5 separate regions of the Homo sapiens genome follow, and regions 1, 2, 3 and 5 are each linked to region 4. The links are chromatin contacts, found by Hi-C in ENCODE. All regions are on one chromosome and are shown on one strand. The core of a region is the stretch at or near the end of the contact, and the rest is flanking DNA. Distances in the headings are between cores, read along the strand shown. Region 1 holds the start of CACUL1 (CDK2 associated cullin domain 1). Region 2 holds the start of FANK1 (fibronectin type III and ankyrin repeat domains 1). Region 3 holds the start of FAM204A (family with sequence similarity 204 member A). Region 4 holds the start of PLEKHA1 (pleckstrin homology domain containing A1). Region 5 overlaps ADAM12 (ADAM metallopeptidase domain 12).

Region 1 (2,700 bases), core at 62-2,561, 3.6 Mb before region 4:
GCGTTAAGACAGACTACTAACATAAAGTTCAACATGCAACCCAATCTTGGGTTTGGACACAAGACATAACCCATCCTGAAAGGCTTATTCTTATGAGTGTAAGCTCTGAAAAGTGATTTTATGCATTATTAGCTTCAAGACGATGTCGGAGCTGCCACTGCATCGGAAAGCAACTCATTATTTCCCTAGCAGGATGCAAAAGTGTAACACAGTAGAGAAGGAACAAGGTGTAGATATAGGTCAACTTTCAAATTCCTTACTTGTTTAACACAGCCTGGCCAAAAACACAAGAACACAAGTTGCCAGATTTCTTTTCTCTCTCTGGCTGCAGAAGACTGAAGGCCTTTCCCTAACGAGACTCAGGCAGCCTTATTTTCCCCTCACTTTGAGGGTGAAACTTCAAGAGAAGACGGGTGCGAAAAGAGCTTCCCAATGTTGAGAGACTGCCAGTTGTGATAGGGATCGCACTGACCGAACTTGGGGCTCCGTGTGTACCAGGCTGCCTCTCTAGGCCAGGTAATACAAGAAGCCAGGGCCGCTCAGGCGCTGGCCGCAGACACCAAATGAGGGGGAGGGGACGGTGAGGGGGAAGGAGGCAGGGAGGCGAAGGCGGACGGGGAGAAGAGGAAAGACCGAGGCCTGAAACAAAGGAAGCGGAGCTTTCTCCAAGAGGGGGTGGATTCGGCGTCCGAGTGAGGTGGAGAAAAGCCAAGGCTGCAGGGAAAGGCTGGACTCACAGAACTTGGAGGTGGAGGTGTTGATGTTGATGGTGGAGCTGGCGGTGGGGGCGGGGGCCGCCTTGGCCACGGCGGCGGCCGCGTCGCAGCTCTTCAACATCATGATCACCCCATTAGCCTCCGGCGGTGGCTGCGGCCCCATCGGGAGCCCCTCCTTGGGGCCTTTCCTGTCCACGGAGACCGCGGGCACCGCCAGCAGCTGCCCCCCCGGAGGCTCTCGGGCAGGGGCCGGGATCGACGAGGGGGGCGGCGGAGGTGGCAGGGGCTGCCGGAAGCCGTCCACCGCAGCCTCCCAGTTGTTGTGGTTCTGGTCGTCCATCATCGCCTCGTAGCTGCCCCCCTCCTCCTCTTCCATGCTTTCCTCCATCCTGCTGGCCCCCGGCACCCGCCCGCCTCACAGGCACCTGCCGCCTGTCTCAACCCCGGGCCAGCGGGCACCGCTGCCTCCCCGAGTTACATCGCCGGCGGCAGGAATGGGCGCAGCGGAGAGGGCTGCGGTGCGCAGGGTCTCTCGCTCTCCGCGGGGCCGACTAGCTTGAAGACGCGGCTGACGGCGGTGGGCGCTCCGGGGCTCTAGTCTGGGAGAGGCAGCCGTAAAGCAGCGGCGCTCCTCACGACGTTTTACAGCGGCTTCCAACAGGCAGTTGGAAAGGGCAGCTGGGGGCGCGGCCAGGAGGGCACGTGGTGCGAGGGACTGGCCGCGAGAAAGCGGAGCCAAAAGGGGCGGGAGCTGTGAGTCACTCCCACGCAACAGGGCAGAGGTTCGCCCCGCCTCGGCTGGCAGGGAGCTAACAGGGGAGGCGCGACGGGTCGGGACGGGCATTCGCCGGCCCCGCCCCCTGCCCGGCCTCACGTGACAAAGGTGTGTCTTGCGCACGCGCGTTCGCAATCTGGTTACCATGACGACGAGGCCCTCGCCGGTTCCTGAGGACGCGCGCGGAGCAGTCTTGGCAGTAGCTGTGGACTGGCCAGAGTGATTGGAGGTGTTTTCCTCGCGTCCTCCAAGTCTACGGGGCCTTCGCACCTCTGAGTGCCTGAGAGCCCCGGCTTTTGCTTGGGACGGAGGTACGGGACCACAAGAGGCCCCGGGGTCGCAGGTTATAAACGGATGAGACCGCCCTGGGCGGCCCGTGGTCCGACTGCTCTTGGGTCGGTCCCCAGCCGTCGCGACACACACGCACAAAATCGAGAATAAAAACCGAATCACACATAGCAGGATGGCGCAAAAAAGAAATGCGTTTGAGTTACTCATGTGTTTTTAAAATTCCTTTACGTTTGTATGCACTAAGGCCAGCAACCCAACTTTTAAAAATGCCGGCTCAGGCCGGGCGCGGTGGCTTACTCCTGTAATCCCAGCACTTTGGGAGGCTGAGGCGGGCGGATCACGAGGTCAGGAAATCGACACTATTCTGGCTAACACGGGAAACCCCGTTTCTACTAAAAATACAAAAAAGTTAGCCGGGCGTGGTGGCACGTGCCTGTTGTCCCAGCTAGCTGCTCGGGAGGCTGAGGCAGAATTGCTTGAACCCGGGAGGCAGAGGTTGCAGTGAGCCGAAATCGCGCCACTGCACTCCAGCCTGGGCAACAGAGCGAGACTCCATCTCAAAAAAAAAAAAAAAATGCGAGCTGGGCGCAGTGGCTCACGCCTGTAATTCAACCACTTGAGGAGACAGAGATGGGAGGCCCGCTTGTGCCCAGGAATTCGAGACCAGCCAGACCAGCATAACAAGACCACGCCTCTAAAAACAAAATTAGCCTGGCATGGTGGCGTGTGCCTGTGGTCCCAGCTACTCTGGAGGCTTAGGTGGATCACTTGAGCCCTGGAGGTCAAGGCTGCAGTGAGCCGAGATCGCGCAACTGCACTCCAGCCTGGGTGACAGAGTGAGACTGTCTCCAAAAAAAAAAAGAGAATTAAGTGGTATGCTGAAGGGGAAAACATAAAACCTTAGAATTACATGTGTGG
Region 2 (2,856 bases), core at 293-2,792, 3.5 Mb after region 4:
TTAAGAATTATGTGTTCTGTATATATCACGCTGCTTGTCAATATCCACACATAAACCTTCTTGTTTTGACAATTAATCTGAAAAAGTCCCCATATAGTCTGAGAGGGGGAAAACCTAATTTGGAAGAATATAATAAATGTCAGTTTCCATCACAGAATATATGCTTCTCAAGTTCAATTAACCTCTCAATGATTCCCTAAGAGGAAAGTAATTCTCCTTAGTGTCCTTGTCATCCATGGAGTGGAAATCTTTCTACTGGCAAGATTAGTAATCACTTCCATGACCCCCAAAACGGCTCTTCCTTCCATTTCCCTCAAGTACTGTCTGGAGCAGCGGTTGGAATTAATAGAGGGGCCATAATCTCCAGACCTGAATACCAAATCAATCCTGCAGCCCCCCACACCCTTAATGCCCCTGCACTTTCTTGCTTATCCTTTTTCTCTCGTCTCCATTTTTCTTTCCTCCTTCTGGTGTTCCGGAACCTATGATACTCTCCTGGTTGTTTGAATTTTTACAACCTACCAGATAATAATCTCTTGTGATCCTCAAAGCTTCCTTAAAGCAAACCCTGAATCACTGTGTTTTAAAACCAGTATGAAAGACTATTGTGTGGGATAATGTTACATTGTTTCACAGCCCTACAAAGTTTGGCCACAAAACGTGTGGGCAGATTCCGTAACTCAACCGGAAACGCGAAGGACTGAAACAAATCAACACACAAAAAACGAAGCCAGCGAGAAAGATCCAACCCGGGCCCCCTGCCTGAAATGGGACACGGGGATGACGGGGCAAAGCCGGGCAAAACCGTGCTCCTGGCTCTCGCGATTCAGGAGACGCGCCAGGCTCACTGGGGACGACAGCGACGACGGCGGCGGCTCGCATTGCTCCACGCTTCCCGTCAGGGGGGCTCGAGGGACCGCCCCAGGCCCGGCCCATGCCCGGGCTCGGAGGGAGCCCCTGGTGCGAGGGCTGCCCGCAGGGCTCCGTCCTCCCGCTGAGGCGCGGCTCCCGGAGCAGGAGGCGCGGAGGCCGCCCTCGGCGTTTCGGAGTCGGGGCGGGGAACGTCCACGGCCAACTGCGGGCAGGGGACCCCCAGGCGGCTACAACAGGTGCGCCGGGGCCGCCCACCCGGCTCGGGGCGCGCCCGCCCCTGCGCCGACCCCCGACCCCTTCCGCCGCCGGGGCCCCGCTGTTACCTGCAGCGGCGGCTCCCGATTCCCGGGAGGGCGGCCCAGGGCCGGCGCCTTACCCGCGGGCAGGCCCACTCGCCCGACGGACGCCGCGGGTCGGCGACAGCGGGGACCGCGGGTCGGCGACGTCGGGGCACAGGTCCTGCGGGGCCGCGGGGGCCGCCAGGGAGGGCGCGACCGCCTGACCGGGCTTCAGGAGCAGTGTCCTCAGCCGGTGACCTGGCCGCTACCCTCGCTCAGTGTCCCCGGCGACGCGCGGGTCCTCACGCGCTCCCTCACTTCCTGCGGCTTTTGGTCCCTCCCGCTCGCCGTCCCTTTAGTTCTGCCCACTTCGCCTCCGGGTTGTCAGGGCAACCGTAGCGACGCCGGCCCTGGCTGAGAGGCGTTAGGAGTCCGGGGGTTCGCCCGCGGAGGCCGGGGAGCAGCCGACCATGGAGCCCCAGAGTAAGGGAGGCCCGGGCTGGAGCTGGGACCGGGGCGGGCGACCGGGCTGGGGCTCCCCGGGAACGAGTGTGGGCGCCCCGCGCGCGACTCCGCAGGTTTCAACGCTCGGACACGGAAATACGGTTTGCGTCTCCTCGCGCTTTTCTCTCCTGGAGAGGGGAGAAGGGGGCTACATCCTGCCAAGTCTGTATGGTTGGGCCGCCGGCGCCCTAGAGTCCGCGCTGGGGGCTGGGAGCGACTGGAGAGCCCCGAGGTATGGGTGGGGAAGGGCGCAGCGACCCCAGCGTGCGTCTTCCTGAAACTTCGCCCGGACGGTTCCATTTACTCCTCCTCCTACTCATGATTTTAGTTTGGTAGTTTGGTTCATTAATTGTAAGTAGCCCATTTTTCTTCTAAAATGTCAGCAATTAAACACGTCCGAGGCTGGGTCTTGTATTTATTAGAGACCCCGTCTTACTCCCCGCCCCCCGCCCCACACCCCTAGTCTGCGACTTGAAGGAGAGAGAGAGAAAAGAAGAGCTTTGTCCAAGTGTATTTGATTCATTCTTAGGGGTTCTACAAGTTAGGACACTCAAAAAATGTTTGTAATCTCTTTTTCTGTTTTCCCATGTTGCTTTCGATGTATGGCAAAAGTTGTGCAGTTTTGAGTTATCAGATCTAAACACGAGCTCTAACTTACTATTTTTGTTGTTGTTTTTACCTTTCCAGGGACTTTGTTTCAAGGCCTTTCTTTCTCTGCCCCGCCTAAGCTGTCTTATTGTTCCTTTTGTTCTCAAAATAAGGGGAGTGTTTTGTATGGAGACTTAAAATTTATCTAAAACCTTTATAGAAGGATGCAGTTTGACTCTCAAACCAAGTCGTCTTATCTTGTACAATTTCAGAAATGAAGAACTCAGACCAAATCTATTCTCTGGGGAAAATGTTGGCATTTTTAAAGGTCATTCGTTTTCCACCAAGAAAGTTTCAAATACTTTTCCTTTTAACTCATTTGCTGAGGAGAAAGCTTGCAAGTTGTGACTTATAGTTGCTTGATAGATTTTGTACAGTATTTGTCATTTGCATTTACAGCTCTTTGGATTCTACATTTTTTTAACCTAGTAAAAGAAATTTAGCATACAAGAACGCTAAAATTTTTGTTTTATGTCAAACTGATGGCAGGCTGTGTATATTCCCGCCTTAGAGAAGTGAGTTGAAATATACCTTTTAAAAACAGCAACTTGGC
Region 3 (2,700 bases), core at 128-2,627, 4.0 Mb before region 4:
GCGGGGACAAGGATTTGCGACTGGGGCTGAGAATGATCTTAGCCTATAATTACAGACTTGTTAAATTTGGTTAAGAATTTTTTTCTGTACTTTTTGAGTACAGAAAGCTATGCAAGATGCTATACTAAGTTGCATACATCAAAGTCAAAGTCACAGTCAGAGGTTTGAGTAATAATGTCATATTTTCTGGACAACCAGACAGCTGCTTATAATCAAAACCCAAAAGATATATTTGAGCAGCTCGATGGGTAAATGTTTTCCATCTCTATTCCAGAATTTAAATTCCATTTTCATCGTATAAGGCTGTCTTATTTCCTATATTTTGTATTTGATTAGAAATAATTCCAGAAGCCTGAACTTCGTCTGATCTAAAATTAATTTCACTTGTATACTAATTATAAGCCACAATTATTTAACAATCTGAAGATTGTAATTTACATCATAATCAGAGTCTGTGACTTAAAAATAGTTACTATTTTCAAGCATGTTAACATCAACATTAACGTAAATATCCTATTTACTTTTATGAAATGAATGTGTTCCTTTTCTCAAAAAAGGTACAGAAAGGACAACTGAATTACAGGCCTGAGAGCGAATCCAGAAAAACTACTTATTTAGCAAGATTTTGCATGTATTCAACTGTTTTAATTAAAGAGAGTGTTCGTTTACTTGAGGCCTGGAAAACATTTTCCCAGACCCAAGATCCTGCATGGAAAGACAATAAACCAAGTTAACAGTTCAAGGCTCATTTTAAGTCGATTCCGCTGTGAGAATACTTACAGGGTCCAAGATTGCAAGAGGATGGGTCTAGAAAGGTACACCGTTCCTGCTTGGCTGCACAACCCGGAATTCTGCAGGCTTTCTGGCGGCAATGCCACACTCCAATCCCAAAAGAGAGAGAAGCCCCTCCCGGGCACAGAACTAAGCGCTGCACATTCCGGCGAAGGATGTCTAGCCTGCTGGCAGTCCCATTAACTGGAGCTGTTTTCCGGAATACAGCAACTGTAAACGTGAGCCTGTTTTCCCTATCGACAGCCTCCTCAATCCCCTCTCACTTTGACCTGGGTGGGACGGAGAACCCCCTCCACATAACAGGCTGGGGAGGCCGCTGCGACGCCCCTTTCGAGGAAGGCTGAGGGCGGCCCCGCCGTCGCTTCCGCGGCCCCGGGCCGGGGGCTTTTCTAGCCTGCTCCGGGAGGCTCGGCCGAGGAGCTATGAGGCCGCCCATGCCGCCTCCCTCGGCTGCCCACAAGAGGCCCTCCCAGACTCATCATGCCGGAGCCCGAACCGGCGGGTAACCAACCCTCCATAAGCCGTACTCACCTGTCAGGAAGTGGTCGCCCAGCAGCCATCTTAGGACCCCGTCAACATCGCGCCTTCTCATTGGCTCCTGCGTCTCAACCAATGGGCTGGGGCCGTTCTGGCCCTAGGGTCGCCTTAGCAACCGGCCTCCTGGGGCTTCCCTTTTTAGTCCGCCCGAAGGAGGTGGTTCCTTTCTTTCTTTTTTTTCTCTCTTTTATCTTGCCGTTTTCTCTTTCTTCTGAACATTTTTAAAGACTTTGTTCTTTCTTCATTCCCTGCTGTAGGCCAATGCGTCTGGGCAAGGAAAGGGCTGACATAGACCTTGAACTGAGAGTTGATGCCACCAGGAGGGAGAATCTTGCAGAGTGCTTTCTTTCTAGGCCCCTCTGCAAACGTCTTCATTCATTCATCCTTTCCCCTCACTCTCTTCCTTTTTTTTAATTTTTTTTCTTTCTTCACCTATTTATTGGGCGCCTACTTTGTACCAGGCATCGTGCTAATCTCTGGTTAGCAGAAAACATGCTGACTCTTGCTCTCTTGGCGCCTACCGTCTGGTGATGGGGTCCAAGGTGCTTCACTGACTGGACCAAAAGTTTACCGAACTTCTTTTTTTCTTATTTGTGGCAGGCACTGTGTTATGCCCAGAAGGGGGTGCTTGGGGAACATAGAAAATAAGGGGAAAAAAAAGAGAGAGAAAAGCACTGCGAAGAGGATAAAATACCCTATGGATAGGGATGGGAATAGGGCTATTTTAGAAATATTTGCATTTTCCGAAATACTGTTTTATAATAAGAATAACATTAAGTGTACCTATTTGCTAATTTTGTGATGATTATATAAGAAAAGCCTGGGCAACAGAACCAGACCCTATTTCAAAAAAAGAAAAGAAAAGAAAATACAGTAGGCTTCCCTCATCTGTGGCTTCTCTTAGCCTGATTTCAGTTACCTGGGGTCAACCAAGGTCCAAACACATTAAGTAAAAAATTCCAGAAATAAGCAATTCAAATGTTTCATTGCAAGCCCATTCTGGATATCCTGATGAAATCTGCAGTGTGAATCATCGCTTTGTCCATGCATGCTGTTAGGCTACCAGGTTCTTAGTCACTTAGTAGCCATCTTGGTTATCAGATTGAAAAACTATATGTGGGGTTCGCCATTATTCCAGGATTCAGGCATCTACCGGGGAGTCTTGGAAGGTATTCCCTGCGGATAAGGGAGGCTACTGTACACATAAAGACTTTAACATGTTACCTAGCCCACGCTAATTTTCAATCTCAGCTGTTTTTTGCTGTTAACATTACCAATAATGTCTTTCTTCAAAGCAAGCTAAATGTGTATAAAATTTTGCATTGCACTCAGTAATATATCTCAATTTCACATCAACAGATGGTTAAGCCT
Region 4 (2,712 bases), core at 17-2,516:
TGATGCCCCATGAAGAGAAACAAGTCAGGAGGCCAGGCTGAGCCCCCAGACTTCTAACCCAGTTCGCAAATAAAGAAAGTGGCAAAGTAGATAGATTCCAGCCTGTCACCAGGGTTGTGTCTTCTGTCCTAGCAGCTGTACAGCTTGTCTTACCACTGGACATTTGTTTCATGTACATTTTCACATAGGAAGGATATTCTAAAAGATGTTGATAAAGATTTTTTAAAGGGTTTGAAGGGGATAGGATGTGATCTAAGGTTGTGCAAGGAGAGGAAAGGAAGAAGCACACAAAAAGAACAAATATTTATTAAGAGCCTAGAGTGGCATGCGCTGTGAAAGGCGTGGCATGTAATTCTTTCCCAGTTCTTTGCCTGTCTGAATATTTCTCATTCTTCAGGTTTCAGCTCAGATATCACATCCTCAGAGAACTTGCCTTGCCACTCTCTCTGAAGAGCCTCCCCCCGTCCCCGCCACCGCTACTGTCTCTTGAACTTTCTCAGTCTGGCCATTCTATTAAAATCTGGAACGATTTTGCTAGTTTGCGGACGAGTTTCCCCCAAGCTGCAGGCTCCATAAGGGCAGTGACAGTGTCTCTTTCTCAGATGAATGCCGGGTTGCCTATCGCGTACTTGGCACACAGTTAAGTGCTCGAGAAATTGCTAAACACTCAACGAATATTTACCAGAATACATATTTATGCTCCACCGTTGCTGAAAGAATTTCGACTAACCCTTCTTTAAGTCTCTCTTACCCTCCTGTACTATTAACACCATTGTAAGTAGGCAGTGGAGCTACATTTGCAGGGAGAGAGAAGAGCGAAAAATTGGCGCGCAGAGCTGTAAAGCGTTTTTCTCCAGGTCACACCGCAGCCTGTAAATTTGTGACACTTGGACCGATTATGGGACAGCTTGCAAACAAATTATCTGCAAACTAACGAAGCCTATTTTTAAAGATCCCTGTTCCTCGCAGCTCTAGGCGATGACATCAGAGAACCCGGAGTTCTACCTCCGAGCCAAGCCCAGTGGTGGTCAAAAACTACGAATACCAGGAAGCACCGCGGCGCGGCGGCCCAGAGCTCCGCGCGCAGGCCTCCCCGGCGCGCCGAGGCCGCCGCCGCTGGAACCAGGAAGACGCCAGAAACTCGGCCCGCCACGCCGCAGGGACCCGCGCGGGGCCTGCCGGGACTCGTAGTCTCTGCGGGCTGGGAGCGCCCGCTCCGGAATCTCAGCCGCCGTCTGAGGGCTGAGGCAGCGTGGGGACGCGTGCGCAGTGCGCGGGCTGGCCGTCGCGGACGCCGCTCCGGGCAGCCGAGCCTCTGTGGGAGCCGGGGCCGCGGCGGCGCGGGTGCTCCGGGCCGAGGCCGCGGTAAAGTTTAGCTTGAAGAACGCGGCCGCGCTGGAGCAGGGGTGGTGGACGGGGCCAGGCGCGAGGTGGCGGCGGCTGCGGGGCTGCCGGGCTGCTGGAGCGCGGTTCCCGCTGTGGCGAGCGGGGAGGCGTCCGCAGAGGGGCGGTGGGTGCTGGTGAGTGCGGAGCCGGCGCCCCCTCTGCGCACGTCCGCGCCACGCGCCACAGCACCTGGAGGCCGCCGGGCCGGCTCACCTGCCCTGGCTTGGGGCAGCGGGAGGGGGCGGCGTCTTCTTCCCGTGGGTCCCCGATTGTTTTCCCGACGTCAGCCCTCAGCGGCGCCCGGCGGGGGAGGGCGGGAGGCCCGCGGCGGTCGCGGGGCCGACGAGCTCCTCGGCGTCTCCGCCCCCCGAGAAATCCCGCTCGGGGCGCGGTGCGCGCAGCTGCCCGGGGATTCCCGGTGGCGCCGGTCGGAGCGCCTCCCTCCAGGGCTGTGCCCGCGGGGCGCGCGTCCCCGGGCATCCTTTCCTGGTGTTTAATGCATTTTGGCTTCAGGACTTGCCGAGGCCGAAGCCGGCTCCGCCCTGGGCCCTGAAGTCGGGCGGTGTCCGCGATTTACCTCCGCACCTTCGGGGCAGGTGGCCAGAGGCAGCGTTGAAAGCGACTTGCCCAAGGTCACGCAGGTGGCACCGGGGAGGCGACCAGACCCAGGTCTTTCGACGCCGAGGCCAGCTGCCAACCGCAGAGCTTTGGGGCCGTCTTGAGTGGTTTGTGGTTTGTTTCAGATGCTTTCTATTGACCTCCTGGAAAGAGGGGAAAGTGTGTCATAATGAAAGCGGTCCTGTTGCTTATAGTGTTTACCGCCTTTGGTAGAATTCTGGTGAGGCTGTGCCCCCGCGCAGAGCATCTACCGTGGTCTGGGCGTATAAATAATGAAACTCCTTTGCTCTCTGGGGGCAGTACAAGAAGAGGTTCAAGGAACAAATAAATATCCAGGCAGTTTCTGCGTTTTCCTCGTCTGTTTGTTTCACCTTCCAATTCTGCAGTACTGGTTTTCTTATTTTACAATTGATCGTTGTTTTAATAAGATTTTCTTTGTTTTAATGAAGTCATTGCCCCTTGTGAGTTAGTTTTCTAAATAGAAAATCTTATTTCCTGTGTGTTTAATGACTGGAACAAATAGTGCACTATGAGGTTTACACCATTGTCTTTCATCTTAGAACTCCTGATCAATCTGCTTTATTTTCCCAAGTACTCAGCTTGCATACTTTCTATGTTAATTTGATGCCACTGAAACCATTTACAGCAAAGTTTGGGTAAGAGTTATGTGATTGTTTTGTGAAACTGTGTTTTTCTTCACAATCTGAA
Region 5 (2,700 bases), core at 167-2,666, 3.7 Mb after region 4:
TTAGCCTAAGCAAGACAGCCAACAGATGACAGTCTTGACTTACTTGTTGGTGTTACTGGAAAAGCATTGCTTCTGGTTTCCTGGGCAAAATGTCACTCTTTTCAGACCCTTAGTAGTGATCACAGGGGGCTCTAGCTAGAGTTCTGGTGTCTCATAACAAAGTTAATTAAAGTTAATTTAAAAAGTGAACAGCAAAAATCTTGAACTATAATTTCTAGTTCCATAAAGTGAATCCATAAATCTTCAATACATCAATCTATGAAACTGAACATTTACAGGGCCCCCACACTGAACCTGCTGAACTCCCCAGGGTTGCTCAAGCCAGAGGCCCGGGCAGTGACTGACTCCATTTCCCTCTTCCCCAGGACCAGCACGAGCACCGTGTCCTGTGTCCCCTCCTGTTGGCCCAGTCCGCACTCTAGAATCTGAGCCCAGGCCAGTCCACACTCCTCTAGATCTTCGCACAGCCAGCTATCTCGGCTTCAGAATGCATGTTTCCCTCGCCCCCTTCAGACCTCAACAGATGCAGGGTCCCCAGGAGCCTTCCTGACAACCCCCTGCCGCTCTGTGGGGGTTGCTCCCCTCCCATGATGCCCTCTCTCCCTGCAGTCGTACCCCTCACTTATGCCATGTCATTCTTGCTTAATGTCTCTCCAGGACCCAGGAGAGTGGCTGGTGTGTGGCAGACACACAAGTACTTGTTTAATGAGCCCCTGAGCCATGGCCAGGCCAGGGAGCAGTGAGCCATGCTTGCTCATGGCCTGCCTTGATTTTATATATGTATGAACAGGGTGGAGGCAGCGGTATTTCAAATGCACTCTATTTTATGCAGTAATGGCCACGGGGGATGGAGTTAGGCTCTTACATTGTTTTCACTTTTTAACATTCTTACTTGTTAAATGAAGGGTTGGTGACTCTGTGGGTTCCCTGGCTTTCTGCAAACCCTCAAACCTGAGTACTGCTGGTCACGCATGTCCACAGCAAAGAGCCAGAGTTCACCGCCCTTTCTCCTACCTTCTTCTCCAGTTTGTTTCATTGCCATTCAGTTTGCTTGGATGGAGATGGAATGGGTGGCAGGGTCTCTGATAAATTAAAAACTAAAACCCTGCTATTTTCATATAATAAATGCTAAAAGCCATATCAGAGCATTAAGTTGCAGCCAGAGACCAGTCATCAGGGCTGCCAAGGCTGAGGTGTCACTGGGGAAAGGGGACACTGGGCCCAACCCTTGCTTCTCCCCCACTGCTGTGGAGGCTCAGTGAAAGGCCAGACTTTTGAGTCCTCTTCCTCCTTGCTGCAGGGCTGGGGCCTGCCAGAGTGGTAACCTGCTACTCTCTCAGGAGCAGCACTGAAGCATGTCCATGTTTTAGCAGAAGCTCAACCAGGAAGTCGCTGCCCTTCCTTGCACTGTTTCTGCAGACGTGCCTGGTAGGCTGGACTTCCCCTCCTGAGCCCCGAGAACTGTGTTGTGTCTGTTGTCATGGAAACGATGGCAAAGCCACAGAGTCAATGCTGCCAGTCACAGGAGGCCTTGGGGACGCGTGACCTCCTCTGCAGCAGCACTGGTCACGGTCTCCATGTCATGGGAGGGCTCAGATGAGTGTCAGTGAGGCAGTAGACGCATGCTCCTGCGATCCCACGGGCTCCTGGCCCTGGCCGCGCTCCCTGTTGGACTCTGCAGCTTCCTGCCTTGCTTCTTTCCCTCGAAAAGAGGCATCATTTAGACTTGCCCCTGAATTGCCCAATAAGAACTCAGAGAAAACAGCACCGCACCAGTAAACCATTTCTAAAGGTCATCCGAGGAGAAATGGCCACGAGTTCAAGCACAGCTGCTACTAAGAGCTTCTTGGGGGACAGGCAGACCTGTGTGTGTGTAAATCTTAGCGAGATCACATTAGGCAAATTACTTAACTTCCCTGAGCCTCAGGTCCTAGGTATGTGAGAAAAGAATCATACCACCTTCTTCAGAGTTGTATAAGGAGGGGATGACATCATGGGCATAAAATGCACCACACAGCACCTGCACACATCATTCCATATGCAAAAGCTGTTGCAATGACTCCCACTGCTGCCGTGACTGTCACCTTTACTAAGAGGTGGGTGTCTTTCCAGTAAGATTTTTAAAAGGCATTAAACTTCACACCTTGTCACCCTACCACACAGATGTCGGCCTTTACAAAGTACTTTGATACAGTGATGACATTCATACCCATTCAGCAGTTCACTATAGAAATGACCTTAGTTAAGAAAAGTGTCGCAGGCTAAGGAACTGGCAAACTCAGCCACTCAGTCAAAGCAGAGAGCAAGGAGCCTCAGAGAAGATCGGGCAGGGATGAGAGGGGCATCTGGAAACTGCGGGAGACCCTAGGCTGTGTAGACCCATGTGGGGTCCCCACTGGGTTTCTTGTTGGCTCTACCTGCACCCATGCTGACAGCTGGCGAGCCCACCCGCCCCCAGGTGCTCAGCCTCCTCCCACCGGGATGCAGGGGCTTCACTGACCTGCTTGCCGGATGGGGCCGCTGTCTGTGCTTCCTCCAAAGCCAAACTTGTCACAGAAGGGAGGTGCCCAGTGGGCCTCGCAGTGGCAGTTCTTCCTGTTGTTGCACACCTTTCAGGGCAGAGGGGAGGGACGTGGGGTTAGGGCATATGCTCTGTGCATCACCACAGCAGAAGCAAGGGGGGCCATGGTCAGAGCCCCC

Evidence for each region. A loop is a pair of places that touch in the nucleus more often than their neighbours do. Pooled maps may share reads with other maps.
Region 1: a map of CD8-positive, alpha-beta T cell shows a loop between it and region 4 (11-fold over the local background). The contact joins the promoter of CACUL1 here to the promoter of PLEKHA1 in region 4. A Hi-C loop is called at or near these places in 1 of 168 maps with a recorded cell type or tissue (CD8-positive, alpha-beta T cell), 2 of 37 single-sample maps with no recorded cell type and 10 of 50 pooled maps.
Region 2: a map of B cell shows a loop between it and region 4 (14-fold over the local background). The contact joins the promoter of FANK1 here to the promoter of PLEKHA1 in region 4. A Hi-C loop is called at or near these places in 1 of 168 maps with a recorded cell type or tissue (B cell), 1 of 37 single-sample maps with no recorded cell type and 5 of 50 pooled maps.
Region 3: a loop to region 4 is called in a map of B cell, with 15 times the contacts of the local background. The contact joins the promoter of FAM204A here to the promoter of PLEKHA1 in region 4. A Hi-C loop is called at or near these places in 1 of 168 maps with a recorded cell type or tissue (B cell), 1 of 37 single-sample maps with no recorded cell type and 6 of 50 pooled maps.
Region 5: a map of B cell shows a loop between it and region 4 (9-fold over the local background). The contact joins the enhancer-like site here to the promoter of PLEKHA1 in region 4. A Hi-C loop is called at or near these places in 2 of 168 maps with a recorded cell type or tissue (B cell and endothelial cell of umbilical vein) and 2 of 50 pooled maps.

The regions. Positions count from the first base shown.
Region 1 is chr10:118,753,659-118,756,358 of GRCh38, forward strand. It overlaps CACUL1 (CDK2 associated cullin domain 1), which reads right to left and starts at 1,312. Exons shown (of 9, transcript NM_153810.5): 1 at 738-1,312. The coding sequence starts at 1,104. RefSeq lists enhancers at 1,241-1,380, 1,379-1,673.
Region 2 is chr10:125,895,022-125,897,877 of GRCh38, forward strand. FANK1 (fibronectin type III and ankyrin repeat domains 1) reads left to right here and starts at 1,543. Exons shown (of 11, transcript NM_145235.5): 1 at 1,543-1,634. The coding sequence starts at 1,622. It also overlaps a transcript of DHX32 not described here. RefSeq lists silencers at 1,048-1,127, 1,348-1,427, 1,588-1,727, 1,819-2,113.
Region 3 is chr10:118,340,947-118,343,646 of GRCh38, forward strand. FAM204A (family with sequence similarity 204 member A) reads right to left here and starts at 1,378. Exons shown (of 9, transcript NM_022063.3): 1 at 1,324-1,378; 2 at 781-981. RefSeq lists enhancers at 1,183-1,682, 1,319-1,538.
Region 4 is chr10:122,373,442-122,376,153 of GRCh38, forward strand. PLEKHA1 (pleckstrin homology domain containing A1) reads left to right here and starts at 1,267. Exons shown (of 12, transcript NM_001001974.4): 1 at 1,267-1,365. RefSeq lists silencers at 975-1,124, 1,265-1,374, 1,415-1,484, 1,505-1,664, 1,675-1,874.
Region 5 is chr10:126,040,540-126,043,239 of GRCh38, forward strand. It overlaps ADAM12 (ADAM metallopeptidase domain 12), which reads right to left. Exons shown (of 23, transcript NM_001288973.2): 18 at 2,501-2,609. Among named protein-coding and RNA genes, the nearest start is that of FANK1-AS1, 69 kb to the left of the region's middle. RefSeq lists an enhancer at 2,375-2,700. Within about 2 kb of position 1,417, at least 19 of the 41 ENCODE cell types and tissues checked have a DNase peak (open chromatin) inside an H3K27ac peak, as active enhancers do; they include B cell and endothelial cell of umbilical vein, where a contact is called at or near this core.